Regions from separate parts of the Homo sapiens genome. Here region 1 is linked to region 2. A link is an interaction called in ENCODE POLR2A ChIA-PET data of the cell type or tissue named here. Cell type or tissue: OCI-LY7. All regions are shown on one strand. Each heading gives the region's core, and the rest is flanking DNA. Links, peaks and the distances in the headings are about the cores only.

The links. ChIA-PET counts read pairs that join two places held together with the same protein. Peaks named below come from ENCODE experiments on the same cell type or tissue, not always from the same donor. Only the 100,000 strongest peaks of a DNase experiment are listed, where the experiment ranks them.
Region 1: POLR2A ChIA-PET joins it to region 2 with 5 read pairs; 2 of 35 experiments call an interaction of 5 or more read pairs at or near these places.

The regions. Positions count from the first base shown.
Region 1 is chr5:57,540,090-57,555,966 of GRCh38, reverse strand. No RefSeq gene overlaps it. Among named protein-coding and RNA genes, the nearest start is that of LNCBRM, 22 kb to the left of the region's middle. In OCI-LY7, for the core only: no CTCF peak of the experiment used is centred there; no DNase peak of the experiment used is centred there.
Region 2 is chr5:57,172,076-57,187,952 of GRCh38, reverse strand. It overlaps GPBP1 (GC-rich promoter binding protein 1), which reads right to left and starts at 13,894. Exons shown (of 12, transcript NM_022913.4): 1 at 13,742-13,894; 2 at 11,553-12,505. RefSeq lists enhancers at 8,051-8,170, 12,077-12,126, 13,225-13,364, 13,805-13,914, 13,837-14,131 and 2 more and silencers at 13,177-13,471, 14,075-14,184, 14,225-14,554. In OCI-LY7, for the core only: CTCF peaks have their summits at 3,099 and 3,298; DNase peaks (open chromatin) are centred at 3,382 and 6,602; H3K4me3 peaks cover 5,655 bases; H3K27ac peaks cover 1,912 bases.

The sequences.
Region 1 (15,877 bases), core at 5,562-13,561, 370 kb before region 2:
TATTAAGAGCTAGCAGGAGGCCTTTGTCACTTGCTTGATGACCCCATGTCTGTTACCTTCCCTTCTGTGATAGGCAGAATAATGGCCCCCCAAAATGTCCGCATCCCCATTTCTGGCTCTTATGAAAATGTTACCTTACATGGCAAAAGGGACTTTGGAGATGTGGTTAAGAATCTTGAATGGAGAATATGTGCCACATTTTCTTAATCCAGTCTATCACTGATGGACATTTGGGTTGGCATTAGGAGAAACACCTAATGTAAATGATGAGTTAATGGGTGCAGCAAACAAACACGGCACATGTATACATATGTAACAAACCTGCACATTGTGCACATGTACCCTACAACTTAAAGTATAATAAAAACAAAATCTTGAATGGAAAGATTCTCCTGATTATTTTAGTGGGTCCAATGTAATCACAAGAGAGAGGTAAGAGAGTCAAAGTCAAAAAAGGAGATGTGCCCATGAAACTGAGTTAAAGAGATGCATCTTGAAGATGAAGGAAGGGGCAGTGAGCCCAGAAAGGCAGACAGACTCTAGAAGCTGGCATAGGTGAGAAAACAGATTTTCCTTAGAAGCCTCTGGAAGAAATGCAGCATTGCCAACACCTTGATTGTAGACTTCTAACCTCCAGAACTATAAGGAAATAACTCTGTGCTGATTTTAGCCATTAAGTCTGTGGTAATTTGTTACAGCAGCAAAAGGAAACTAATACTCCTCCCCTGCCTCCATCATCCAAGGAGCCGACACCAGCAAACCATGTTTCCCACACCTCCTTGCCACTTGCCTTCAGTTCTGCTCAGCAATGCTTCTGGCTGACCTGTGATGAGTGGGAACGCCAGGGTGGGGTATGCTCCCTCCAGCCATCCTAAGGGAAGGGTTTACCCAAAGTCTAACTCCTATCCTGGTGTATTAGTTTGCTAGGGCTGCCATAACAAGTGCTGGAAAGACACTGGAGGCTGGAAGGAAGACAGAAGCAAGGGTGCTAGTTCCCCTCTCCTGCTCTGGACCATGCCCAGCAGTTGTTATATCTCTTCAGTGGTCTCAATTCCTATCCTTATTACCCAAGATCGCAGGCTCTAGAAACACTACCACCTCCCTTTCTCCCATCGACCCCATCTTTGAGTGGTTATAGCTCTTCTAATAACACCTTTATTATGAATTTAGCATATTAAACTCCTCCTATTAAAGTACCTGACGAGGGCTATGTTTTCTCAGCTGCGTCCCTTTAAGGCCCAGCCATATGTCTAAGGTTGGCTTCTTCTTATTACCTATAGTAGTGTTGCTTATTCACAGTGGTTAAGATGGGTGCTATATTTAAAATCCTCTCCCACACCTTTAGATCCCCTGGCAGAGTAACATTAATGGCTTTCCGGGGGATTGGCAGCATTTTCCCTTCTTCATGCCCAGCTTCTGTCACCATAACGAACAGGATAACTCCTCACGATAGTAGTTAAGTTGTAATTTTATTAGTTTATGCAAACTGGTATAATTCAGGTGTGGAGCAGTCAGATTTTTTTCCGTGCTCTAGTGACCTAGAAAAATTAGAGTGACAATATCATGAGGAATTCTTTTTTTTTTTTTTAGTCAGCCTAAATTTCACTGGGAAATCAGAAAACACATTTTTTGATGTGTGAAATGAAAGCTCATTCTCCTCAATTTTACTTAGTTTTCTTTCTGTAGTTGAGGTAAATAGGCAAGACTGTATTTCAGACATCACTAAATGAGAACATCATTTGAAACAACTCCATAGACTATTCCTTCTTCAGTTTTATTTGCCCAGGTCTGGGGAGTAGTGGTCTTTTCAGTCATAACACTGGCCCCTGTAAGTAGAATCTCAAGGTTTAACTCCTTTCCTGGTGTATTAGTTTGCTAGGGCCGCCGTAACAAGGTACCACAAATTGGGTGGCTTACGCAACAGAAAATTATTCTCTCACCCTTCTAGAAGCTAGAAATTCAAAATCGAGGTGACACCAGGGTTTGTTCTTTCTGAGGGCTGTGAGGAAGAATCTATTCTATGCCTCTCCCCTATCTTCTCATTGTGTGCTGGTCTTGGTGTTCCTTGGCTTATAGAGGCATCACTCCAGTTTCTGTCTGCCTTGATCTTCACATGGTATTCTCCCTGTGTGCCTGCATCCAAGTTTTCTCCAATCATAAATATAACGTACGTATTGGATTAAGGCCCACCCTAATGACCTCATTTTAACTTGACTACTTCAGTAAAGACCCTATCTCCAAATAAGGTCACATTCTGACGTATTGGGGAATATGTCTTCAAAATATGAATTTGACAGAAGGGACACAATTCAACCCATAGCATCTGATCTCCAAGGAAAGCCTTTTGGTATTCATGTCTTTAATTCAGGTAGACTGGGTTTATGTGCCTTCTACTTTTAATGTATTCACAGGTTTCTCTATGTCAGTGCCAAACACAAAACTCATTTGACCCAAAGGCCTTTTTCTCTATTTTTAATGTTCTTTTCACTGAGAATTGGAAGATTAACTTTAGGAAACTTTCCCCTTTAATCTTGAACATACTAAAGCAGACTGAGGATACTGTCCTAGATTCCATTTATTATTATTTGCAAATTAAGAATCACAATGAACGGGTAATATCGAGTTGTGTATTCCTATTAGTCAAGTCCTTTGAAGTCAGAACAATGGTAAAATATTTTCAGGCTATGTGACAGGAGTAAGAATAGGTGAAACACTGCAGACCCAGGAAGACATCCAGTCATTACACACTGCTAATGCAGAACTAGAACCACTCTGATGGATGTTCCTCTTCTTTTCCCCAAAACCCCTTAATTAATAAATTAATTAAGAAATTAATTTATTAAGTTCTTAAAAAACGTGTTTTCCTACTTCATATTCATTGTTTAGTTTCATTCATTCCTTCTAAACTTTCTGAGGGGAAATTGATTTTACAATATATAAAAAAGAAGGAAGGAAAAGTAGAGTGGACATACTTTAAATCATATAAAGAATCACTGATAGGCCTGGGACCAGACACAGAGTATGAGTCCTGGAAGAATGTCTGTATTTTCTATGATTCTATGTGACAGATATTGACATACAAAGGCCCACTTGACAAACATATAGAACACCTTCCTTTTCTTACTTATATAAAAATAAAACAAAAACACAAAAGCATTGTTTTTTTACAAGATCAAAATTGAAAGTGCTTAGGTCACAGCTCCTAAAGAACACATTCCTAGGGCAATCTAAACAAAACCAAGGCCACTATTCTCATGTTCATAAGCAAAAAGGTACCAACCATACAAAAGGAAAAGGCAACCAGCAACCATTAGTTTCATTCATTAAAAAAATTATTTCTCATTTCCCATAACCTTTACAATTCCTACTCTTCTGAAAAGGTATGTGCAGTGCATATATAATAAATGTATTCAGGGAAGAGTGTGATACTTGGATAAAAAAGTGGTTACACACATTAATTTGGGGGGAATACAGGATATTTAACGAGGAAGAAAACATTGCAGAAGAATGAACAGAGGTTCAGAATATTATTCCACTGCAGGTACCTATTTAGCTGGACACTCAAATGCCAAGTGACCAGCTGCATGGCTCAGCCACATGGACCTCATAACCCAGCCTCATTAAACGAAGCAACATGATCCACTTCCACAAGAAGCCTCTCACAGACTACTTTCCAACTGCCAGTCACTTAAGTGGTCAGTCATCTCTAGTTACTCTTTCCAGTCCTAGTCTAGTAATCCTAAACATCTTTAGAGTATCTTTTGTTTTTTTTCTCTTATGCCTAAGTCATCACCACTTGACTCATTTATCGTGTTAAAATACAGCAAGCACTTTTCATATATAAAGCCCCTTTGTTAAGACTAAGAACTGTGGCGTAATAAAGGGTGTCAGCAAAAATCAGAGAAACAAATACTCCTTTGAGAAGCTTCAATCTTCTGTGAACAACACGCTAAAAACTAGTTGATTATAACCTTCAATTAGAAAACATTTTTATACCCTGTATCTGGGGAAGGAAAGAAACTACCTAGTGGTCTTGTGATGGCAGTCGATTCTTTGTTGGGTCTTCATTGCATATTTAGTCATTGCAAAGGATCAAACGTATCAAAAAGTTTGGCAAGAAACCTTTCCTTCCTTTTCCAATTTCCCACATATTTTACAGACTTTGGCCCTTGAACACAAAAGCTGTATAAGCCTATTACTGTAAACTTATTCTGCCTGAAAATTAGTAGACAGAAGCAATCTTATGTTCTAATCATAGCCTAAAATTGCAGTTTTTGAGATTTGGAACCAAGCTGAAAATTATAAGTCAGAACAAAAGATATTTCAGTCCTTCACGTCTGGAAGAAAATTAGCATTAATACCTGTAGTCTCCAACTCCATATGGACCAAATGGAGGGAAAAGCATGTAATTTCAGTTGCTTTCTTTACTATCTCATTACCCTACTCCCTCATATCCATCTCACATTCATACTGTTTATATAAGCACATTTTCGTTTTCAGAACCCTATCACACACTAACTTTGAAACTCAATAATGTATTTCAATTTGAGTGGGTTTTTTTGCTATTGAAAACCAACAGTTACTGGTATATATGACAGTCATAATAATAATATAAGGCTTAAGAGATGGCTCCAGTGTCAAACTGCTGAAATTCTAATCCCAGTGCCATCACCACTTGCTATTAAGCTGAAACGTATAAAATTGCCTTTTTTGTAAGTAGGTCAAAAAATGATCTAACATTTACAATTTAATATGGTTCGATTTAATTGAAGTCTCATCTATCTGAAATAAGAGGAATAATAATAGTTACTTTGAGTAATTAATGAGATAATAAGTGTAAAGGATTTTGGTTGCATAATTACCTGTAACCAAAATAGCAAGTAATAAGTATAGCAAGGCAGAGCCTCTCAAATTTTAACATGCCTAGGAATTACCTGGGGATCCTACTCAAATGCAAATGCCAATTCAGTAGTTCTAGGATGGCGCCCAAGATTCTGCATTTCTACCAAGTTCCCAGATGATGCTGATGCTGCTGGTCTGAGAGCACTCTTTGACTAGCAAGGTTATAGGATGTTTCCCTTCTCTAATAAGAATCACCTGGAGGGGCGGGGCCAAGATAGCCGACTAGAAGCAGCAGCTATCAGAGGCTTCCATCGAAAAAAACCATAAAACAGCGTGCAAATCCTGCACCCACAACTGAGGTATCCAGGTTCTATCATCAGAACTGACTAGGTGGCTGGCGTGACCCACACAGAGGAAGGAAGAACAGTGTGGTGTGGCAGCCCACCCGAGAGCCACACAGGGCAGGGGAACCCCCACCCCCAGCCAAGAGAGGTGGTGAGTGAGAATCCTACCCAGCCTGGGAAACCGTGCTTTCTCCACGGAAGTGTGCAACCCACAGATCAGAAGATCCCATTCATGAACCCACGCCACTGGGGCATAGGGTCCCAACCATGGAGCCACACAGATTCTCAACAGCCACTCAGCGAGAATCTGCTTAAGCCTGCCAAGTTCCCCGGGGAGAGGGGCAGCAAGCACCACAGTTGCAGCTGCCTGCTGTCTAAGCCATTTGAGCTCCTTGCAGGGGGCACAGCAGCTAACATTGGGACTGCTAGCTGCCTAACACACTAAGCTCCCAGGGTTGGGGAAGGGCAGCTGCTCCAGGCCACGCCTTTCGCCTGCTGGAGCCAGGGAGACCGGACAGCTTGGTCCCAAGAGTTGTCCCCCATAGCCCAACACACTGGCTGTGGCCGGCTGCATCCAGAGTGCCTCTTCAGGCCTGACCATGACCCACCCCTCCTCACTGGGAGGGGCTTCCCTGCAGGAACTCCAACAACTCCAGCCAGGGGCTCAGGAACAAACTCTGATCTCCCTGGGCCTGAGCCCCTGTGGGGAGGAGTGGCCACAATCCCCACAGACCAGCAGACTTAGTATTTCCTCCTGCTGGTTCTGAGGAATCTGGGCAGCCCAGATGAGTGGGTTTCCCCCCAGCAAAGCACACCTTCTCCACCAAGGGACAGCCAAAGTGCTTTGTTAAATGGGTCCTGCTCCCTGTGCCACCCAACTTGGAGAGACCCTCCAACAGGGGTTGTCAGACACCCTATACAGGAGCATTCCTACTGGCATCAGGACAGTGCCTTTCAAGGTCAAAGATCCCAGAGGAAGGAGCAGGCACCCATCTTGGCTGTTCTCCAGTCTCCTTGAGTGACATCTCCAGGTGCAGGAGTGAACCAGATGAATAGGGCATGAAGTGAACCCCCAGCAAACCACAGCAGCCCTACAGAAGGAGGACCTGACCACTGAAAGAAAAACAAACAAAAAAACAGAAAGCAACAGCAACAGTATCAACAAAAAATATTTCCACAAAAACCTCATCCAAGGGTCAGCAGCCTCAAAGATCAAAACTAGACAAACTCATGAAGATGAGAAAGAATCAATTAAAAAAAACACTGAAAACCCAAAAGGCCAGAGTGCTTCTTCTCCTCCAAATGATTGCAATGCCTCTCCAGCAAGGACACAGAGCTGGATGGAGGATGAGATGGATGAATTGACAGAAGTAGGCTTCAGAAGATGGATAATAACAACTCCACTGAGCTAAAGGAGCACGTTCTAACCTAATGCAAAGAAGCTAAGAAACTTGATAAAAGGTTACAGGATCTGCTAACTAGAATAACCAGTTGAGACAGGAATATAAATGACCTGATGGAGCTGAAAAACACAGCACGAGAACTTTGTGAAGCACACACAAGTATCAATAGCCGAATCGACCAAGCAGAAGAAAAGATACAGAATTTGAAAGCCATCTTGCTGAAATAAGGCATGCAGACAAGATTATCGAAAAAAGAATGAAAAAGGAATGAACAAAACCTCCAAGAAATATGGGACTATGTAAAAAGACTGAAACTATGATTGATTGGAGTACCTGAAAGAGACGGGAAGAATGGAACCAAGTTGGAAAACACACTTCAGGATATTATCCGGGGGAACTTCCCCAACCTAGCAAGACAGGCTAACATTCAAATTCAGGAAATACAGAGAACATCACTGAGATACTCCCTGAGATGATCAGCCTCAAGAAACAAAATCATCAGATTCTCCAAGGTCAAAATGAAGGAAAAAATGTTCAGTGCAGCCACAGAGAAGGGCCAGGTCACCTGCAGAGGGAAGCCCATCAGACTAATAGTGGATCTCTCAACAGAAACCCTACAAGCCAGAAGAAAGAGAGGGCCAATAGTCAACATTCTTAAAGAAAAGAATTTTTAACCCAGAATTTCATATCCAGCCAAACTGAGCTTCATAAGTGAAGGAGAAATAAAATCCTTTACAGACAAGCAAATGCTGAGGGATTTCATCACCACCAGGCCTGCCTTGCAAGAGCTTCTGAAGGAAGCACTAAATATGGAAAGGAAAAACTGGTACCAGCCACTGCAAAAACACACCAAAATATAAAGACCAATGACAGTATGAAGAAACTATATCAACTTGTGTGCAAAATAACCAGATAGTATCATGATGACAGGATTAACTTCACACATAACAATATTTACCTTAAATATAAATGGGCTAAATGCCCCAATTAAAAGACACAGACTGGCAAATTGGATAAAGAGTCAAGACCTACTGGTGTGCTGTATTCAGGAGACCCATCTCACATGCAAAGACACACATAGGCTCAAAAGAAAGGGATGGAGGAATATTTACCAAGCAAATGGAAGGCAAAAAAAAAGAAAAGAAAAAAGCAAGGGTTGCAATCCTAAGCTCTGATAAAACAGACTTTAAGCCAACAACAATCAAAAAAGACAAAGAAGGGCATTACATAATGGTAAAGGGATCAATTCAACAAGAAAAGCTAACTATCCTAAATATATATGCACCCAATACAGGAGCACCCAAATTCATAAAACAAGTTTTTAGAGACCTACAAGGAGACTTAGACTCCCGCACAATAATAGTGGGAAAATTTAACACCCCATTGTCAATATTAGACAGATCAACAAGGCAGAAAATTAAGAAGGATATTCAGGACTTGAACTGAGCTCTGGATCAAGTGGACCATCAAGAAGTTTTTTGAAACCAATGAGAACAAAGAGACAGCATTCCAGAATCTCTGGGACACAGCTAAAGCATTGTTAAGAGGGAAATTTATAGCACTAAATCCCCATATCAGAAAGCTAGAAAGATCTCAGATCGACACCCTAACATCACAATTAAAGAGCTAGAGAAGCAAGAGCAAACAAATCCAAAAGCTAGCAGAAGACAAGAAATAACTAAGATCAGAGCAGAACTGAAGGAGATGGAGACATGAAGGGGTGGCCTGCCCCTCCACACCTGTGGGTATTTCTAGTCGGGTGGGACGAGAGACTGAGAAAAGAAATAAGACACAGAGACAAAGTGTAGAGAAACAACAGTGGACCCAGGGGACCGGTGCTCAGCATACCAAGGACCTGCACCGGTCTCTGAGTTCCCTCAGTTTTTATTGATTATTATTTTCATTATTTCAGCAAAAAGGAATGTAGTAGGAGAGCAGGGTGATAATAAAGAGAAGGTCAGCAACAAACAAACATGTAAGCAATAGAATCTATGTCATAATTAAGTTCAAGGGAAAGTACTATGCCTGGATGTGCACGTAGGCCAGATTTATGTTTCTCTCCACCCAAACATCTCAGTGGAGTAAAGAATAACAAGGCAGCATTGCTGTAAACATGTCTCGCCTCCCACCATAGGGCGGTTTTTCTCCTATCTCAGAATTGAACAAATGTACAATCGGGTTTTATGCCGAGACATTCAGTTCCCAGGGGCAGGCAGAAGACAGTGGCCTTCCTCTATCTCAACTGCAAGAGGCTTTCCTCTTTTACTAATCCACCTCAGCACAGATCCTTTACAGGTGTTGGGCTGGGGGACGGTCAGGTCTTTCTCATCCCACAAGTCCAATTTCAGACTATCACATGGGGAGAAACCTTGGACAATGCCCCACTTTCAAAGGCAGAGTTCCCTGTGGGTTTCTGCAGTGCATTGTGCCCCTGGTTTATTGAGACTAGAGAATGGCGATGACTTTTACCAAGTATACTGCTTGTAAACATTTTGTTAACAAGGCACGTCCTGCACAGCCCTAGATCCCTTAAACCTTGATTTCATACAACACATGTTTTTGTGAGCTCCAGATTGGGTCAAAGTGGTTGGGTCAAAGTGGCTGGGGCAAAGCTACAAATTAACAACATCTCAGCAAAGCAATTATTTTAAAGTACAGGTCTTTTTCAAAATGGTGTCTCTTATGTCTTCCCTTTCTACATAGACACAGTAACAGTCTGATCTCTCTTTCTTTTCCCTACAGAGACACGAAAAACCCTTCAAAAAATCAATGAATCCAGGAGCTGGTTTTTTGAGAAAAAAATAAAATAAAAAAGACTACTAGCTAGACTAATAAAGAAGGAAAGAGAGAAGAATCAAATAGACAAAATAAAAAATGATAAAGGAGATATCACCACTGATCCCACAGAAATATAAACTATCTTCAGAGAATACTATAAACACCTCTACGCAAATAAACTAGAAAATCTAGAGGAAATGGATAAATTCCTGGACACACACACCCTCCCCAGACTAAGCCAGGAAGAAGTCGTATCCCTGAAGAGACCAATAACAAGTTCTGAAATTGAGGCAGCAATTAATACCCTACCAACCAAAAAAAAAAAAAAAAACAGCCCAGGACCAAACAGATTCACAGCCAAATTCCACCAGAGGTACAAAGAGGAGCTGGTACCATTCCTTCTGAAGTTATTCCAAGCAATTGAAAAGGAAGTACTCCTCCCTGACCCATTGTATGAGACCAGCATCATCCTGATACCAAAACCTGACAGAAACACAACAACAACAACAAAAACTTCAGGCCAATATCCCTGATGACCATCGATGCAAAAATCCTCAATGAAATACTAGTAAACTGAATCCAGTGGCACGTCAAAAAGCTTGAGTCAGCTTCATCCCTGGGATGCAAGGCTGGTTCAACATATGCAAATCAATAAATGTAATCCATCACATAAACAGCACCAATGACAAGAACCACATGATTATCTCAATAGATGCAGAAAAAGGCCTTCGATAAAATTCAACATCCATGCATGTTAAAAACTCTTAATAAACTAGGTATTTGATGGAACATAGCTCAAAATAATAAGAGCTATTTAGGACAAACCCACGGCCAATATCACACTGAACGGGCAAACGCTGGAAGCATTCCCTTTGAAAACAGGCACAAGACAAGGATGCCCTCTCTCACCACCCCTATTCGACATAGTGTTGGAAGTTCTGGCCAGGGCAATCGGGCAAGAGGAAGAAATAAAGGGTATTCGAATGGGAAGAGAGAAAGTCAAATTATCTCTGCAGATGACATAATTCTGTGTATAGAAAACCTCATTGTCTCAGCCCCAAAACAACTTAAGCTGATAAGCAACTTCAGCAAAGTCTCAGGATACAAAATCAATGTGCAAAAATCACAAGCATTTGTATACACCAATAATAGACAAGCAGAGAGCCAAATCATGAGTGAACTCCCATTCACAATTGCCACAAAGAGAATAAAATACCTAGGAACACAGCTAACAAGGGATGTGAAGGACCTCTTAAAGGAGAACCACTACTCAAGGAAATAGGACACAAACAAGTGGAAAAACATTCCATGCTTATTGATAGGAAGAATCAATATCATGACAATGGCTATACTGCCCAAAGTAATTTATAGATTCACTGCTATTCCCATCAAGCTACCATTGACATTCTTCACAGAGTTAGAAAAAAACTATTTTAAATTTCATATTCAACCAAAAACGAACCCGTATGGCCAAGACACCTAAGCAAAATGAACAAAGCTGGAGACCTCACGCTACCTGACTTAAAACTGTACTACAAGGCTACAGTAACCAAAAAAGCATGGTACTGGTACCAAAACAGACATGTAGACCAATGGAACAGAATGGAGACCTCAGAAATAAAACCACACATCTACAACCATCTGATCTTCGACAAATCTGACAAAAACAAGCAATGGGGAAAGGATTCCCTACCTAATAAATGGTGTTGGGAAAACTGGCTAGCCATATGCAGAAAACTGAAACTGGACCCCTTCCTTACACCTTATAAAAAATTAACTCAAGATGGATTAAAGACTTAAATGTAAAACCCAAAACCATAAAAACCCTAGAAGAAAACCTAGGCAATACCATTCAGGACATAGGCATAGGCAAAGATTTCATGACAAAAACATCAAAAGCAATTGCAACAAAAGCCAAAATTGATAAATGGGATCTAATTAAACTAAAGAGCTTCTGCACAGCAAAACAAACTATCATCAGAGTGGACAGGCAACCTACAGAATGGCAGAAAATTTTTGCAATCTACCCATCTTACAAAGGTCTCATATCCAGAATCTACAAGGAATTTAAACAAATTTACAAGAAAAAATCCAACAATCCCATCAAAAAGTGAGTGAAGGATATGAACTGACACTTCTCAAAAGAAGACATTTATGTGGTCAACAAACATAAGGAAAAGAGCTCAACATCATTAGAGAAATGCAAATCAAAACCAAAATGAGATATCATCTCACGCCAGTCACAATGGTGATTATTAAAAAGTCAAGAAACAATAGATGCTGGCGAGGCTGTGGAGAGATAGGAATGCTTTTACACTGTTGGTAGTAGTATAAATTAGCTCAACCATTGTGGAAGACAGTGTTTTACACAAGGATCTAGAACCAGAAATACCATTTGACCCAGCAATCCCATTACTGGGTATATGCCCAAAGGAATATAAATCATTCTACTATAAAGACACATGCACATGTATGTTTATTGCAGCACTATTTACAGTAGCAAAGACATGGAACAAACCCAAATGCCCATCAATGATAGACTGGATAAAGAAAATGTGGTACATATACACCATGGAATACTACACAGCCATACAAATGAATAAGTTCATCTCCTTTGCAGGGACTTGGATGAAGCTGGAAGCCATCATCCTCAGCAAACTAACACAGGAACAGAAAACCAAACACCGCATGTTCTCACTCATAAGTGGGAGTCGAACAATGAAAACACATGGACACAGGGAAGGGAACAACACACACCAGGGCCTGTTGGGGGCTGGAGGGGGCGGTGAGGGGACGGAACCTAGACGATGGGTTAATAGGTGCAGCAAACCACCATGGCACACATATACCTATGAAACAAACCTGCACATTCTGCATATATATCCCAGAACTCAAAGTAAAATAATAAAGTAAAATAAAATAAAAAATAAGGACTCACCTGGAGCATTTGTTAAAAATACTACTTCCCAGGCCCCTTCTTTGGAGACTTCTGCTCATTCAGTAGGTCTGGGACCAGGCCCAGGTTTTGTTTTTTTTTAAACAAGTACCTGCAGGTGAGTCTCATTATGAGGAAAGTATGAGAAGCAGTATTGTAAACAAGAGGGATGGAAACCAAATTCTATGTGAATTAAGAGTAGGAAAGAAGTTATTTCCAGCAGAGAGGTCGGAGAAAGCTTCCCAGGGGAGACAAACCTTGAAAGATGGGTAGGATTTGACACTAGAGAGATGTGGAGGAGAGTATTTCAGAGTGAAACTAGAATGAGTGAAAACAGAGAGGGGATACTGTGGCACAGTGGGAGCCCATATAAGTAGTTCTGTTCATCTGGAGTATAGGATTCATGAAGGAGAAGATCTCAAATACCATATGAAGACATTTAGACTTTATTTTGAAAAAAATTTGAAAGATGTTGTCTGTTCCTGAGCAGAGAAGTGACGTGATCAGAGCACCATGACTGTTCATGGATTGAAGCTGGGCCCAGATTGGACAAAGAGGAATCTTCATAGATTTGGAAGCCACTCCTGTGGCTGGGAGAACTGAGGGCTTAATGTGACAAACTCAGGATTCAGCCTTTCTTTGTCTCAGCTTCATTAAGGGGAAAATATCCATTAAACATCGAGGTGGTGTTGTGACAAGTGATTTTCTAAGGTGAAGTCCCCCCTCCGTATTCATGGGGGATTGGTTCTAGGCCCCACAGATACCAAAGTCTAGGGATGCCCAAGTCCCTGATATAAAATGACATGGTATTTGCACCTATGCACATCCTCTTGTATACTTTAAATCATCACTAGACTACTTACAATGCCTAATGCAATGTAAATGCTATGAAATAGTTGTTATACTCTGTTGTTTAGGGAATAATAAAAAGAAAAAAGTCTCTGCATGTTTAGTACAGGTGCAATTTTTTAAATATTTTCAATCTGCAGATGGTTGACTCTATGATTGTGGAATCCATAGACACCAAGGGCTGACTGTATTTGTTTTGTTAGTCATTTCAAAGAGAATCATCTGTGAACTGATGTGTGGAGCCCCACAGCAATGGAACGATGGGAGAGTCCTTTGCAAATCACAAGTAAGATTAATCCTCATCATCCACAGAGACTTCCAGAAATTCAGATGGGGGCCGGTTGCAGTGGCTCATGCTTGTAATCCCAGCACTTTGGGAGGCTGAGGCGGGCAGATCACCTGAGGTCAGGAGTTCAAGACCAGCCTGGCCAACATGATGAAACCCCAACTCTGCTAAAAATACAAAATTAGCTGGGTGTGGTGGCGCGTGCCTGTAATCCCAGCTACTTGGGAAGCTGAGGCAGGAGAATTGCTTGAACCAGGGAGTCAGAGGTTGCAGTGAGCCGAGATTGTGCCACTGCACTCCAGCCTGGTGACATAGCAAGACTCCCTCTCAAAAAAAAAAAAAAAAAAAGAAGGGTGAAACTACGTCTCAAAAAAAAAAAATTCAGATGGTGTTCTGAAAATTCCTTGCAGCTCACTCAAACCTAATTTCTCTAAGATGCTTCATCTCTTCCTAAAACAGCATTTTATGAAGTCCATCCCCTGAAATCCAGAGTGATTACTAACTAAATAAGCCTGTCTTCAGAAAGCCATAGCCTTTCAACTCAAGGACACTCATAAAACATCCTCTCTATTTTTTAGAACAATGTATTATTAATGCATCAAAGTGTTTAACCTTTTCCAAAGAGAGTAATCGGATGGATGGATGGATGGATGGATGGATGGATGGATGGATGGATGGATGGATGGATAAGTGAGTAGATTAATAAATATATGGATGGATGAATAAGATATTTACCCATCCCCCCAATGTTATTAGAAAGCTAAGCTTTACTCTCAAACTTCAAGCTCCAATCTTTCTGTTGTACCTCCCACCACACTGGTGACCCTCCTAGCTAGCATTCCTGCTGCACTGGCACCCTTTCTCCAGAATTATTCCCACCTGAGGGCCACTGGGCTTTCCCAGGGTCCAGCTAGGAAGCTGCCTCTCTGCCCATTGCGATCTGCCGCTTGCTGAGGCATTTGCTGTCTAAGTGGTCATGTTTGGCCCAATGTCTCAGAGCCAGTGTTGTTCTGGTAACAATAAATGTTTTATTTCCCCTCGTTCATGGGCTTAGATATTCAACCAAGGCAGACTTCTCAAACACTGAAGTCATACCATCTTACACGCTTTAACCTTTTTTTTTTTTTTCCAATGGCAAATGAGATTCAAGAGCATTCTGAGAGGAGCTGGACTGGCCTGGATGATGCAAATTGAATAAGATTTGTGTGTACCCTGCACATTTGCTCAAGAAAATAAGAAAGGAAAAACCCTATTTCATGCTCCAGGAACCCAAGAGAATTATATAGTATGTAGGAATGTGCAATGAAAAAAAATTGATTTGAGGAAAGTAACTGTAGGACAAAGGTATTAATAATGACTTCTAAACCTGCAGTATTGAAGATGCCCTCCACAAGGCCCAAATACACATAATTTTTTTTTCAATATAATACATGTGTACTTGGATATTTTTGCCTCAGAAACAGCCGGCACACGCAGCCTCTGGAATCCCATGTGTTCCACTGTGTACAGTACTTCTGTTGCAGCTGACAAGCATAAATAGTCCTGAAATAGTACTTTGTGCTTTTATTCTCTTTAATGCAAGTAAACACAGGCACTGCTACCAAGGATGCTTAAGGCATTCTCAGCACTACTGATAACTTATTACAGGACATTTAACTTCTGTTTCTCTGTTAATCCCTCTGTAAAAAGGAAACAATACCAACTCATACAATAGAAAATAACAGCTGCTATTTGTTAAGTGCCAACTCTGCATGAGGCCCTTGGTACTGTACCAGTACCAGTATCCTTACATCAACCTGCCAGCATAGTTTTATCATTGCACCCATTTTACAGATGAAAAACTCTAAAACTCAGAGGCTAAATCACATGCCCAAAGTCACACAGTGTATTAGGCCATTCTCGTATTGCTATAAAAAAATACCTGAGACTGGGTAATTTATAAGGAAAAGAGCTGTAATTGGCTCATGGTTCTGCAGGCTGTACAAGCATGGCACTGACATCACTGGACTCCTGGGGAGGCCTCAGGGAGCTTTTACTCATGGCAGAAGGCAAAGCAGGAGCAGGCACATCACGTGGCAAAAGCAGGAGAGAGAGAGAGGGAGAAAAATAAAGAGAGAGGGAGGAGAGAGAGAAGTGAGAGAAAGAGGGAGGGTAGGTGGGAGGGAGAGATACTATGTGGAAACTCCCAGTAGGCTGGTAGAAAAGTAAATGGGGAGACAGCCTACCATACACACTTCACTAATTACTCCTCATCAGTTATCTCCAACCTCACCCCTGGGATCTCACTCTTCTGAACTCACTGTAATAAACTACAACACCGTTTCTCAGTTCTCCCAACTTCCACAACACTTACATAAGTGTCCTTTTGTGGCCACCAGGCATATTTTAACCTCGAAGGGGAGTTTTGGTAGGTAGAACCAGGGGCTTGACCACTGCCCCT
Region 2 (15,877 bases), core at 2,785-10,784:
TTTAAATGTCATATATACATATATATTATATATACACAAATACATTATACATATATATATATATATCTGGTTTCTGCTTCTTCTGTCCCTTCAATTTATACTTACCTATGTCCTCCAATTCATAATCTCTCCCTCCTGGTTGATCATATGATATGGTCTTCAACCACTATCACCTGTGACCAGCCACAACACCACTGTCTGTATTATTTTACAATTTCAAAGCATTTAGCATTCATTATTTCACTTGACTTTAATAACAACAACTCTGTGAGGCACTATTTTATAGAGCAAGAATTAAGTCATAAAGACTATGTTGGCCAATATCACATAGCTATTATATAATGTAACAGATGGCATGAAACCATAATTCAAATTCAAGGACTCTTTTTATTCTGTATTCATAGAACTTCACAGCAAACTTCACGGACAGAGGAATCTTACATTTTTGCCTTGTTCACTAGAAAATCCCCAGCACCAACGATACCATAGGCACTCAAACATTTCCTGAGGCAAAGGAAATCTCTAGCACATAATTAGCACTCAAGAGAGAAGAGTCCCAAATCCACTGTTGAGATAATATATCATAGTAAATAAGTTGATACTTTTACATCCTACTTTCTCATTTCCAGTATAGAAATGTTGTCATTTTCTAAGTATGCTCAAGTATGAATTAGATATCTAACATTTCAAGCCACTTAAAAGAAGATTGACATACGAATTCAAGATGACGTTATTTTGCAACAGGTCTTACTTCACACACCCACAAAAACAATTTCCCTGTTGCTCCAAATTTCCTATAAAATATTTTAGAAAATGTAAGACATCCAATGTTAAAGCAGAAAAAAAAATCAAATACTATTTTATTTATGGACTAGCATTCCATAGAATTAGCATAATACATACAAACATACATACACACACACACACACACACACACACACACACACACTTCTCTGAGTCCAGAAATAGACACACATAATTTGATTTTCATCACAGAAATTTCAAGGTGATTCAATGGGAAACAATCTTTTCAACAAATGAAACTTGCACAACTGGACATTTACATGGAAAAAAAAAAATAGGGGTGGTCACAGCGGCTCTCGCCTGTAATCCCAATACTTTGGGAGGCCAACGCAGGAGGATCCCATGAGTCCAGTAATTTGAGACCACTCTGGGCAACACAGTGAGACTCTGTTTCCACACAAAAAAATTTAAAAATCAGCCAGGTGTGGTGGCACATACCTGTAGTCTCAACTACTCAAAAGGATTAGGAGGATCATTCCAGCCCAAGAAGTCAAAGCTGCAGAGACCTGTTAATTACGCCACTGCACTCCAGCCTGGGTGACAGAGTGAGACCCTGTGTACCCCACCCCCCAAAAAGTGAACATCTTTTTATCGCACCACATGCAAAAAATTCAAAATGAATCAAAGACCTAAAAGATAAGAACGAAATTACACAACTTCTACAAGACAGGAGAAAACTCTATGACCTTGGGTTAGGCAATGATTTCTTAGGACACAAAAGCACAAACCATGAAAGAAAAAAAAATTTTTTTTTTTTTTTAAAGAGGCAAGGTCCCGCTCTGTCACCCAGACCAGAGTGCAGTGCCACAATCATAGCTCACTACAGCCTTGAACTCCTGGGTTCAAGCAAACCTGCCACCTTGGTCTCTCAAGTAGCTGAGGTATGCCACCATGCCCACTTAATTTAAATTTTTTGGAGAATAGGCGTCTTAGTATGTTGCCCAGGCTGGTCTTGAACTTCCAGCGTAAAAGGATTCTCCAGCCTCAGCCTCCTAAAGTACTGAGATTAAAGGCATGAGCCACCAGGCATTTTATTTCAGTACTTAAAATTTTTGCTCTTCAAAAGACACTGTATCAAGAAAATGAAAACAAACCACAGTCTGAGAGAAATTATTTGCAAAACATGTATCCAAAATACATGAAGAATTCTCACAATTCGTTAAGACAACCCAATTTTTTTGCCTTTTTTTTTTTAAGACAAGGTTCACTCTCATCGTCCAGGCTGCAACCTCTACCTCCTGGGCTCAAGCCTCTGCAGTAGGTGGGACTGCAGGGGGCACGCCACTGTGCCAGGCTTACTTTTATACTTTTTGTAAAGACAGGTTTTCATCATGTTGCCCAGGCTGGTCTCGAACTCCTGGGCTCAAGCGATCTGCCCACCTCGGCCTCCCAAAGTGCTGGCATTACAGACATGAGGCACCGTGCTCAGGCCCCAGTTTTTTTTTTAAACAGGCAAAATATTTGAACAGACACTTCACCAAAACACACGGAAAGATGCTATCATTATTAGGGAAATGCAAATTAAAGACATAATGCTAATTCCAACTATACACAAGGGTTAAAATTTAAAAGACATAACTAGCCAGGCGTAGTGGCTCACGCCTGTAATCCCAGCACTGCAGGAGGCTGAAGGGGGTGGATCATCTGAGGTCAGGAGTTCCAGACCAACCTGACCAATATGATGAAACCCCGTTTCTACTAAAAATACAAAAATTCAAAAATTAGCCGGGCATTGTGGCATGTGCCTGTAATCCCAGCTACTCAGACGCTGAGACAGGAGAATCACTTAAACCCGGTAGGCGGAGGTTGCAGTGAGCCGAGATTGCCCCATTGCACCCCAGCCTGGGCAACAACAGCAAAACTCTGTCTTTAAAAAAAAAAAAAAAAAAAGACCTAACCAAAGATGGTTGCCAAAAACAAATTTTAAAGAGGGCTGGTGATAACAACTAACACCCATTGCTGGTGGGAAGGCACACAATTCACATGACCCGGGCAGTTCTGCTAGGGATTTTCATATGAGAAATGAAAACTTAAGTCCACACCAAGTCCTATGCACAAGTGTTCCTATTCACTTTATTTGCAACAGTCAAAAACTGGAAACAAACAAAATGTCTCTGAACGAGAGAACTGATAAACAAATTGTGGTATAACCACACAAGAGAATACTATTTAGCAATAATAAAAATCAACTAAGATGTCCCCACAGGGAGTTAATAAATAAAATGAAATAAAAACATCAACTATAATACATGAAACAACATGCATGAAAGGCTAATCCACTGTATAATTCCTTTGACATTCCGGAAAATACCCAATAGGAAAGGACATCGATACTAAACAGACTGGGACTTTACAGGGACTGACGATGATGGGTGAGGACACAAGGTAACTTTTTGGGGTGATGAAAATATTCTATATTCTGATTCTGCAGTTACACAACTGTATACACTTTAAAGAATTTTCTTGTCATTGATGCAGTTTGGATGTCTGTCCCATGAGATATCCAATGTGATCCCCAATGTTGAAGGCGGCACCTAGTGCCAGGTGTTGAACTGTGCAAGCGGATCCCTCCTGAAGGGCTTAGCACCAACCCCTTGGTGATGAGTTCTTGCTGATAGTTCACCAGAGAGCTGTTTAAAGAGTGTGTGGCACCTCCCCCCTCACCTCACTCTTGCTCCCTCTTGCCATGTGACATGCCTGCTCCAGTTATGCCATTATTGTAAGCTCCCTGAGGCCTCACCAGAAGCCAAGCAGATGCCACTACCAAGATTCCTACACAGCCTGCTGAACCAAGAGCCAATAAAACCATTTTTCTCTATAAATTATCCAGTCTCAGGTGTTTCTTCAAAGCAACACAAAAACAGACTAACAAAGTTATGTACATTACACCCCAATAAACCTAATTTTTTTTCCCTTTGAGACAGTGTCTCAATCTGTCACCCAGGTTGGACTGCAGTGGCACGATCTCGGCTCACTGCAACCTCCATCTCCCAGGTTCAAGTGATTCTCCTGCCTCAGCCTCCCAAGTAGCTGGGATTACAGGTATGCACCACCACGCCCGGCTAATTTTTGTATTTTTAGTAAAGACAGGGTTTCACCATGTTGGCCAGGCTGGTCTCAAATTCCTGGGTTCAAGCGATCCACCAGCCTCAGCCTACCAAAATTCTGAGACATGGCAGAAGCCCATCTCTACAAAAAATAAAAAATTCGCTGGACATGGCAGCACTCACCTGTGGTCCCAGCTACTTAGAAGGCTGATGTGAAAGAAAGGATCACCTGTGTCTGGGAGGTCGAGGCTGCAGCAAACTGTGATGGCACCACTGCCCTCCAGCCTGGGTGATAGAGTGAGACCCTGTCTCCAAAACAAAAAAAAAAAAAAAAAATTCATATCCCCCCCGTATTAAAAAATATTAGCTATCAACTCTTGAAATGTTAATTTTAATACAAAAACATAGACTAGTATTTCCCTTATACTACACTTTCATCGTAATTCTTTTTTTGAGATGGGGGGGCGGTTCTTGTTTGGTGCATAGGCTACAGTGCAGTGATACAATCATAGCTCACTGACATCTTAAATTCCAGGACTCAAGTGACCCTCCCACCTCAGCCTCCCAAGTAGCTGGGACTACAAGGCGCACTACTGACCTGGGCTAATTTCTAAATTTCCTGTGCTGGATTACAGGCGTGAGCCACAAGCCAAGCCCAGATTCTCAGTTTCGGAGAAAGGATAACTTAAGAGTTGTACATATGTTTGTATGTATGTATGTTTTTATTTATTTAGAGACAGAGTTTTTACTCTTGTCACCCAGGCTGGAGTGCAATGGCATGATCTCGGCTCACTGCAACCTCTGCCTCCTGGGTTCAAGCGACTCTCCTGCCTCAGCCTCTCAAGTAGCTGGGATTACAGGCATGTGCCACCACGCCCAGCTAATTTTTTGTATTTTTATTAGAGACGGGGTTTCGCCATGTTGGTCAGGCTGGTCTTGAACTCCTGACCTCAGGTGATCCACCCGCTTCAGCCTCCCAAAGTGCTGGGATTACAGGCATGAGCCACCATGCCTGGCAACTAAGAGTTTTAAAAACTTATTCTTGCATGAAAAGTGTAGGAAAAAAATTGAAATATGGCTTTAAAATATAATTTGAAAACTGAATTAAGAATTAAAGGGGGCCAGACGCAGTGGCTCATGCCTGTAATCCCAACAGTTTGGGAGGCCAAGGCAGGAGGAACACTTGAGATTAGGAGTTCGAGACTAGCCTGGGAAACATAACAAGACTCTCTCTCTACAAAATAAAAAAAATTAGCCGAGCATGGTGACATGCGCCTATAGTCCCAGCTACTTGGGAGGCTGAGGCAGGAGGACTGCTTGAGCCTAGGAGGTCGAGATGGCAGTGAGCCGTGACTGCACCACTGCACTCCAGCCTGGGTGGCAGAGTGACACTTTGTCTCAAAAATAAATAAATAAGAATTAAAGAGAAGAAGCCGAGTGCGGTGGCTCACGCCTGTAATCCCAGCACTTTGGGAGGCTGAGGCAGGTGGATCACGAGGTCAGGAGTTCAAGACCAGCCTGGCCAACATGGTGAAACCTCATCTCTACTAAAAATACAAAAATTAGCTAAGTATGGTGCCAGGCGCCTATAATCCCAGCTACTCGGGAGGCTGAGGCAGGAGAATCACTTGAACCCGGGAGTTGGAGGTTGCAGTGAACCGAGATCGCACCACTGCACCCCAGCCTGGGCGACAGAGTGAGACTCCATCTCAAAAAAAGGCCAGGCACAGAAGCTCATGGCTATAATCCCAGCACTTTGGGAGGCTGAGGTGGGCAGATCACTTCAGGTCAGGAGTTCAAGACCAGCCTGGTCAACATGGTGAAACCCCATCTCTACTAAAAATACAAAACTTAGCCAGGCCTGATGGCAGGTGCCTGTAATCTCAGCTACTAGGGAGGCTGAGGCAGAAGCAGCACTTGAGCCTGGGAGGTGGAGGTTGCAGTGAGCCAAGATCATGCCACTGCACTCCAGCCTGGGCAAGAGGGAGACTCCGTCTCAAAAAATTTATAAAATAATTAAAGGGAAGAAAATGGAAAGACCAAAAGCACTGCACCCACCAAGCTGTGAACAAAATAATAACTAAAGACCAAGAAACTAAATGACATATCTTGTATATAAAAAGATGCAGAAACTAGCAATTATCTGCAGGGTTATACAGCAAATCTGTTAACTATTGTGATGGGTGGGACAGCTGACAAAATGGGAAAAGCAAGCAGGTAAAAACTGAAAAACAGTCACAACCACAAAACAGTTTACCAGTAACCACTAACATTTTGTTTTTCAACATTTCTGTTGAAGGTAATGGACCTTTCCAGAAAAATGCACTGAAATGCCCACAAAATTATCAATTTCAAAGAATTCTCAGAAACCACTGTCTCGGCCTGGCATGGTGGCTCACACCTGTAATTCCAGCACTTTGGGAGGCCGAGGTGGGTAGAACACCTGAGGTCAGGAGTTTGAAAAGAGATGTATTCCCTGCCCCCGCACCGCCCCCCCACCTTTTTTTTAAATGTTCCCTAGGCTGGTTTCAAACTCCTGGGCTCCAGTGAGCCTCGTGCCTCAGGCTCCCAAAGTATTAGGATAATAGGCATAAGCCACCATGCCCTGCCCCCTCACCCCTTTTTTAAATAGTATTTTGTATGTCAGAGGTTCTTTTTTTTTTTTTTGACACAGTCTTGTCACCCCAAGCTGGAGTGCAGTGTCGCGATCGCAGCGCCAAAAATACCGAGGCATCCGGCCTCATCTCTTTAATTCTTATTCATTTTTGAGGCAGGGTGTCACTCTGCAACCCAGGCTGGAGTGCAGTGGTGCAATCACCGCTCACTGCCATCTCGACTTCCTAGGCTCAAGCAGTCCTCCTGCCTCAGCCTTCCAAGTAGCTAGGACTACAGGCGCATGTCACCATGCTCAGCTAATTTTTTTTATGTTTTGTAGAGAGACAGTCTTGTTATGTTTCTCAGGCTAGTCTCGAACTCCTAATCTCAAGTGTTCCTCCTGCCTTGGCCTCCCAAACTGTTGGGATTACAGGCATGAGCCACTGCACCTGGCCCCCTTTAATTCTTAATTCAGTTTTCAAACTATATTTTAAAGCCATATTTAAATTTGTTGAGGTGGGTGGATCACCTGAGATCAGGAGTTGGAGACCAGCCTGACCAACATGGGGAAACCCCATCTCTACTAAAAATTCAAAAATTAGCTGGGCGTGGTGGTGGGCACCTGTAATCCCAGCTACTTGAGAGGCTGAGGCAGGAAAATCGCTTGGACCTGGGAGGCGGAGGTTGCAATGAACTGAGATTGTGCCATTGCACTCCAGCATGAGTGACAGAGCGAGACTCTGTCTCAAAACAAAAAACCCCAAAAAAATCTTTACATCTGTATTACACTTCACAATTTACAAAAACCCTCCATATATATTTCCATCAGTATAATGAAGAAACTAAGGCCAAAAAAAGTTAGGTGAACATACAGTCACACAGGCATTTTTCTAGATATTCCATATCCTAAACCAAGTTCCCTTCCAAACCCTCAGCCATGACCCTTTTTCTACATCAGTACCTTACCTGGATCTAAACGTTACCTAAACATTGATAGATCTAAACGTTGTTACCTAAACATTTGATAAACATTTTTATCAAAAAAGAAACAGAAAAGATGGTTTGGTTAAACAAAGTTAAATAATCTGACCAGGTGCAGTGGCTCACGCCTATAATCCCAGCACTTTGGGAGGCTGAGGCAGGTGATCATCTGACCTGAGGTCAGGAGTTCGAGACCAGCCTGGCCAACATGACAAAACCCCATCTCTACAAAAAATACAAAAAATTAGCTGGGCATGGCAGCGGGGACCTGTAACCTCAGCTACTTGGGAGGCTGAGGCATAAGAATCACTTGAACCCGGGATGCGGATGTCACAGTGAGCAGAGATTGTGCCACTGCTTTCCAGCCTGGGTGACAGCAAAACTCCGTCTCAGAAAAAAAAGTTAAATAATCTGGCCTGGTTTTAAACTCTATCCTCACTTGCTTATTTTACTTTCAGATTAGAAGTCCTCCTCAATTACCCCTTTCTTGTAACTCTCCCCAGTTTTTTTTTTCCTGCTCACTCTTCCTGTTCTTTCCCCATTACTCCTCCCTTCCTCAATTTTAACATATCAGCAGCTTCAAGCACAAAAATCCATGTAACTATTTCAATTCAAAAACAGAGACAAGGGGCCGGGCCCAGTGGCTCTCACCCATAATCCCAGCATATTGGGAGGCAGAGGTGGACAGACATCTGAAGTTAGGAGTTTGAGAACAGCCTGACCAACGTGGTGAAATCCCGTCTTCTAAAAATACAATATTAGCCAGGCCTGGTGGCACATGCGGGTAATCCCAGCTACTCAAGAGGCTGAAGGGGCAGGAGAATCGCTTGAACCGGGGAGGCAGAGGTTGCAGTGAGCCAAGATCACGCCATTGCACTCCACCCTCAGCAACAACTGCGAAACTCTGTCTCAAAAAAACCCAAAAAAACAACAAAAAAAAGACAAGGTAAAACAAAGCTATGCATTTAGCTCCATGCCTGTGGAAACAGGCTATGGGTGAAAGAAAAATACAAGGCCAGGCACTGTGGTTTAGGCCTGTAATCCCAGCACTTTGAGAGGCCAAGGCAGGAGGAACCCTTAACCCCAGGAGTTCGAGGTTGCCTGAGCTACAATCGTGCCATTACACTCCAATCTGGGTGAGAGAGCGAGACCCTGTCTCAAACACACACACACACACAATTTTAGCTAACCAAAGGTATCACCCAAATAGTTACTGCAAATAGCAAAACAGTAATATCTCTTAGTTTATTTCCAAACTCCATTAGCAGTCTGTAATCAACATCAACCAAAGAGAAGCAGTACATGAAAAGAAAAAAATATCAAAGATAATGTTCAAATAAATGAATTAGTAAAGTAAAATCCCCAAGAAGGCAGTGTAAGTATGGCATAGTGCTGAGTATGTGCTCTGGAGTCAGACTGCTTGAACATTTATTTGGTCAAGATTACAATTCTAACAAAGTAACTTTCTCCCAGTCTCAGCCCCCCTAAATCCTAATTTTCTCATCAGTACCACAGTGACTATAATAGTACTTTCCTCACGGGATTAAGAATTAATTAAAATATGCCACATAAATTACACAGCAAAAAAACCATCATCATCTATAAATGTTAGCCACTATGATTATTATTTTTAGACCTACAGTTTAGAAAGGGACAAAAAAGCAAAATATAAAGAGTAGAAAAGATAAAAGGAAAAGTGGTGTTAACTTCTGGGGAAAAGCAGCGTCCAGCAATAGTTCCAATTACCAACGGATGCAACTATTTATTCCAATCTCCAGAAAAATAAAATACTGAAAATATCTGTCAAAACGTTCAAGTAAATCTGTCCTTGAAGAACTGCTGTACGCAAAGTTGACAAATGTTATAGACTATTCACAGATTAAAGTTAATTGCTAAAAACTCTGATCTCTGGAGTAATCTTTATCCTAACACTACTGCTTAGATTAACAATATCAGTAATGGCAATTTAGAAGAAAACAAGGCTGGACGCAGTGGCTCAGGCCTGTAATCCCAGCACTTTGGGAAGTGGAGGCAGGTGAATCATCTGAGGTCAGGAGTTCAAGGCCAGCCTGACCAACACGGTAAAACCCTGTCCCTACTAAAAATACAAAAAATTAGCTGGGCGTGGTGGCGGGCACCTGTAATCCAAGCTACTGGCGAGGCTGAGGCAGAATCGCTTGAACCCAGGAGGCGGAGGTTGCAGTGAGCCGAGACTGCGCCACTGCACTCTAGCCTGGGCACGCGACAGAGCAAGAGTCCGTCTCAAAAAAAGAAAAAATCACAAATAATAAATATTATGTAGTTTTCTAGAAGAATGATCGTTTGACTCCAGTTCAACTTAATCTTATTTAAGATGCATATTGTTAAGCAACTTGAAAAGTCATTGAATTGAGGAATGAACAAAATACATGCTCTCCCAAGTGAAAGGGTGTGGAATGTTCTCACCGATTTTATAAATCAAGGTAGACACTCAATTAGAATTACTACACACAGGTCTGACAGAGAAAACACATATAACCTAGTCTATTATAACAAAGGGAAACACTGAACTCTCTAATATCAATTTCAGAGAAAAAAAACTCTATTTTACATTTACTACCACTTTCACTCTATGGGAGCTAGCAGGATTCAACAGTTTAAGCAAAAAAAAAATTGGTTCAAAATAAGCAACTGACAAGTTATGATGTTAGGCCATCTTGGTAAAGAGTTCAAAAATTGCAATCTCAGCCGGGCGCGTGGGCTCAGGCCTATAATCCCAGCACTTTGGGAAGCCAAGGCGCAAGGATCACCTGAGGTCAAGAGTTCGAGGCTAGCCTGACCAACAAGGTGAAAACCCAGGTCTCTACTAAAAAAAAAAAAAAAAAAAAAAAAAAAAAAGGCAAAAATTGGCCGAGCGTGGTGGCGGGCACCTGTAATCCCAGCTACTTGGGAGGCTGAAGCAGGAGAATCGCTTGAACCCGGGAGGCGGAGGCTGCAGTGAGCCAAAATCATGCCATTGTACTCCATCCTGGGCAACAAGAGCGAAACTCGGTCTCAAATAAAAATTAGTCTTTCGTCTCAGAAAGACAATTAATTGAAATACCCTCTAATTTTAGTTATACTCGTGTTCACTAATATTAACTGCCTAAAAATTAAATTTTGTCATTAGTCAAAGAGAAAAAAAAATTAAATTTTAGTGTATCTCTTTAAAAAACATTAAATGCCTATGATTCACCGAAAAATTAAATGTAGTAACTAACGGTAACTAAAAACACCGTTTAATCCTGAAAAATACAAACATTAAACGATAACTCTCTCACCTGTCAAAACAATTTCTATTATAGCAATTAATTCACAACTTTTTTTAAAAAAAAGCTTTGCTTACAAACTTAGGCCAGCATAACCTCTTGAGTGGAAAAAAAAATGTATACTCATATTTTCTTAAGTTATTTTAAAGGTTCTTAATTCAGCTTGCTCAGTTCCTCTGAGCTTCTGGTCCTGGTAATACCCTCTTTTTTTGAAAGTAAAGAAATAATTTGAAATACAAAACCATTTCAACAAAACTATTTCAAAAACTTAATTTCTATAACGGATTAATATGTTAGGAACAACTATGCCTTAAACCAAGCTAGTTCATGAAATACATTAAGAACTACTACCTGTAATATAACCAAACTATGTAACTCCAAATGCAACACTAAACTGCATTTGGAATGCAGTCTAAACTCACATTTGCAAAGTCAACTGGCTACCAAGGCACACGCATTTAGAATACAAACTGGCTAGGAAGACACGTGGTGAATTATTTGTTGCATTTTTTCCTACCTTTCTACCACTGTGAATGAATCTTCAAAGCCTAAGGCAATATATACCGGCCATACGAATTTAGCTTTTTACTTAAAAAGCGCAAAAACTTGTAGCTTAGGACTGTTTGAATCTGAAAAGTTCCTAAGCCTTAAACGTTTTTTCTGAATTTCAGTTTACTCAGACAATGGTTAATAGTTGTTTTCAGACTGTCAAGGAAACTGAAACCAAGCAATGTTACTGCAAGAAACTGAAAGGCTTCCGAGAATAACATAGGATAAACTCAACTCTGATTACAGTTTACAAATGAACATTTGATTTGCTCACCATAATAGTACTTACAAATTCCAACAGGACTGCACAGGAAGGTGTTGGTTTTTTCTCTGTAATCTTTATTTTCCAGTTTGTATTTTTATTTTGTATCCTCTGAAATAATATCGAAGTTCTTTGAAGATACTTAACCTACGACTATTTGACATAGAGTTACTTCAAGTCAGCTACCCATACTTCTGTTTTAAAGTTTTCATATGGCTATCTCCCGAATTAGCCAAGTTCTTTAGATTTAAGATCAAAGTCTTCTTTATTATTCCATGTACTTGCCACTGTTGTACTTGTCCACTCCAGATGAAATATCCAATTTACGAGCCAAAAAGCAAAAACAAAAAGAAAATTTCACATCTGAAGAGCATTCCTAAACATCAGCATATACAGAGACACACATAGCTATCTCAATACTACCATGCTGCCGGAAAACTGCAACATCTTAAATTTCCACGTAAATAAAAGATAAAAGGAAAAAAACTCTGTATTCTTTCAATCTCTTCATTCAGAAAAAGTGTCCCATTGTGACATGAAAGAGCTGAAGTCAAAAATTCCTAAAACTTTCAATAAAGGTAAAAATAAACTGCCATGAAACTTCAGCAATACTCAGTCATTTGAAACTGCTGAAACTACTCAGTACACAAATCAACGTCTCTCAGTTTCGGCTGAAGAACCCCAACAACGGGGTGGGGGAAGGGGAGGCAAAAATTACCACCAGCTGAAATACTGTAACCAGTTATATAATCCGTTTGAACCAAAATACTGAAGAAATGCTGCCTGGGTCTCTTTTTAAGTAGCTTGCTGAATTGTTCACTACTATCAATTCACTTCACAGACGATTCTTGCCAATTTTAATAAACTTCTGGGGCAAAATTATCCAAAAACACTGTAAATCCAAAATGGCCACTTAAAATATCCAGGGCCTTTTACACAAAACCTAGATGATGATCTTCATATCTGAGTAATTCAATCACCTGTAAAAGTTATAAAAAAAATTATATACTGAGTTTTGATTTTGAGCTAAAAAAATCAATCCCCAACTTAAAAAGTCAACCTCTGGAGAGAAAATCACTTCTATATAACCCTACAGGAGCCTGGAAAAGGGCTTCTTTACCCAAGCAAGCACCCGATAAAAGTCTACTGAATGAACAAGACATCGGAGTAGAGGGAGGGAAAAACGGTAGGTGACGGTATTATGGAGGGCAAGGGCAGATTTCACCTGGGAAGGGGTGCAGATCCCATACTGGGGAATTATATAAGCAAACCTTCTTATACTTCTTGAATAAATTTTAAAACTATGAAATTGACACATAATCTTACAAAAGATCTCCAACCCTCTTCGATGGACCAAGGAAAGCGAAGACAGGTGTGCTGCCACGGAGTATTAGCGAATGTAACTCAGAGATAAGTGTAAAGAGAAAGAGGCTCCCTCCAAATCAGAACGTCTACTAGAGGAGGCATATTCCCACCCAGTAAGGCCAGAAAGGTGAACTAGAAGTAGGGCAAACCCGCTTCTTAAATTCTCCCGAGGAGACTTCCCCACTTCTGAGGGAGCAAAGGGCTAGAAGGTGTAGGTTTCCACTTCCTCGAATTAAGAAAACAGGTTTCTCCCAAAACTGAGGGGGTGGAAGGTACAGGGCCCTTTTCGTAAACCAAAGAATGGTTCTCTCTCAAAAATGCACATGTCCCCTCAGACCCCACAGGACTCAAAGGAACAAAGTAGCCTTCGCCCCAGTCCACGGCAAGTGCCACGGACCTGGGAGAGGCGGGGAAAGCTGAGGCGCTGCTGAAGAAACCGCCGAAGGCCACAACTCGGCCTCGACTCCCTCAGCCCTGAGAAGGGTAGTGGTGCAAAACCAGGCGGGCGTGTGCAAGAGGCCGGGGGAAGGAAGGCCGAGCACTGAGAGCGTCGGACTCGCTCCCAGCCTCCGCCAAACGCCAAACACCCCCCAACCAAGCCGCCGGGGCTAAACCACCCACCCCCTCCTCACAACCACCACCTCCGCTCCACCCGGGCCGAGTCAATACCTAGAGGGGCCTATCTGCGCCTCTCCCCCCTCTCACTCCTTGCTTCTCGCCGCCCCTCCGTCGGCGGGCAGCCTCACACCTCGCGCCACCAACGCCGCTCCCGACCCCTCAAACCCCAACACGGACACGGGCACTCCCCTCCTCCCCCGGGCTCGGGCGTGGAGCCTAGAGGACGGTGTTACCTTCTGCCCCACCAGAGGTGCCCCTGGCCTGGGGGTGCCGCCGCGCCTGATCCCGGGAGAAGGTTTTCGGTACTTTGAATAATCCCCTTTTGCCGCTTTTCCCTCCCCCACAACCAGTCTCAGTCCCAAAATGGCGCCGACCCGATCCGCAATGTTCTGGGCCAAGTCTCGCGAGATCGTGCACAGTGGCGAGGCGGGGAAGGAACTAGAGGGATTGAGGAGGGAGGGAAGGCGGGGCGAGGAGAAGGAGGGAGAAAGAGTGTGGAAGAAGCGGTGCGAACGAACCTACTGGGCGGGACACCAGGAAGAGCGCCTCCACCAGAGAACCTTCTGGCCCAAGCAACCGCTCACGCCGCGGTCAAAGAAGCTCCGCCCTCTACGTCGGGCGCCTGGGGGGAGGGGGAGAAGGCGTGGCTAAGGCTGGGGGCGGGGCTTCGAGGAGGCCCCGGAGCAGGGGCGCGCGGGGGGCGGTGGCTCCACGCGGTGACGTCAGGAGCAGCTGGAGTCGGGGATTACCCCCTGCTGCTGACGTGAGGACGGTGAACAATCGGGAACGTTCGGTGGAAGGGGGAATTCCCCGCCGCTCCCTGAGGAGCCCCTCCTCCCGCACCTCCCCCCGTCCGGGGCTGCCTCGGAGTCCGGGCTGGTGGGGCTGCGCAGAGGGCGAGAGGGGGGTGCTGCGCCGGGAAGCGGCCGCGCAGGCTCGAGTGGCGCGCGCCGCAGCGTCTTCCCCAGCTCTAAGCTCCCGAAGCTGCGCCGCAGCTCCTCCGAGCTTCAAGCTGCGGAAGACGCTGCGGCGCACGCCCTTCGCCGGGTACCCCGCTTGGGCCTCGCGCTCGGGCCTGGGTGAATCGGCGCTCACACGGCGCCTATGCTCAGCTCTGCGCAGGCGGAACATCTGCCGAGCCGGCGCCGGAGCGGTAGGGCACGCTGAGGGGATGCTCCACCGTGGCATGCGAACGCGGACTGTGTCAGGCATGAGAACGCGGGAGCCCTGCGGCTGAGGAAAGCAGACGTGCGGGGAGCCAAGCCCAGACTCTCAAGAGGGTAGAAATGGCTACTAGGTATAATCATGCTAATTATTTTTCTTTCTACTAAATCTGCAGTAGGTGAATTATTTCAACAGCCAGAGTATCAGAACCACAGAGCCCATTCGAGATTTTTAAAAATCAGTATTACCGTGTTCAAAGTTGTTTCTCTAATTGTGACACCTTTTCGCCTTATAACCGTAGCCTCACTTTAACACCTGGGAAGTTGGCATTCTATGAAAAAGAAAAATCACATTTGTTTAGAGGGAAGGTGGGGAGAGGTTGTCTCAAAGAGGGAAAGTCTGGAAAATAAAGATATTTGGCTGTTCGCCCTCCCCTAAGCCACAAGGACTTCATAACGTAGAAATTTTATGGTAGTTGTACATGCATTATGGGGTTTGTAGTTTAATGGAATGTTTCTAGAAGATACCTGAAAAACGGGTGGAACGTAAACTCACCAAAATTTACCGTCCCCAACCTTCTGTTTTAATCTTTATCGGGAGTTGGCCACTTTAAGCAATTAATAATGCCCCTCTGCGGGGCAGAGGAAAGGGAATTAACACTTGCTGGATGCCTTGCCCGTGCCGGGCATTTTAATGCTTGTATCACCCTCTGGGGTGGGTACTATTTTGCAGATAAGGAAACAGGATGAGATTGACGTGTTTAACGTTACAGAATATGGAAGTTGGGCGCCACAACTTGGCTGTACCACATTTAAACTCAAGTCTATTAGGGGCTTGATCCACTTTCTTTTCTCTACACCACATTGTTTCCGTATAAGCAACTTATGTGTCGGGAGAGGACCTGCTCGTGCTTTTATGTGTAAGCATGATATCAAACCAAGAAAAAATAAAGGAAACAAAAAAAAAAACCCAAGGATAAAACTGATAACTTAGACACACAATTTGTGCCTTTCATGTGACAGAAGACACTATAAAGTCGAACAACTGGTAGTGAAACAGAGAAACAATTGTAGTAAATCACAAGCAAGTTAATATTTATATTCGATTACCATCCTTAGCGTATGTTTTATTTGCATAAGAAAATATAAAGAGCTCTTACAAATTATTAAGAAAAAGATAACACCCACTCTTTTAAAAAGTGAAGG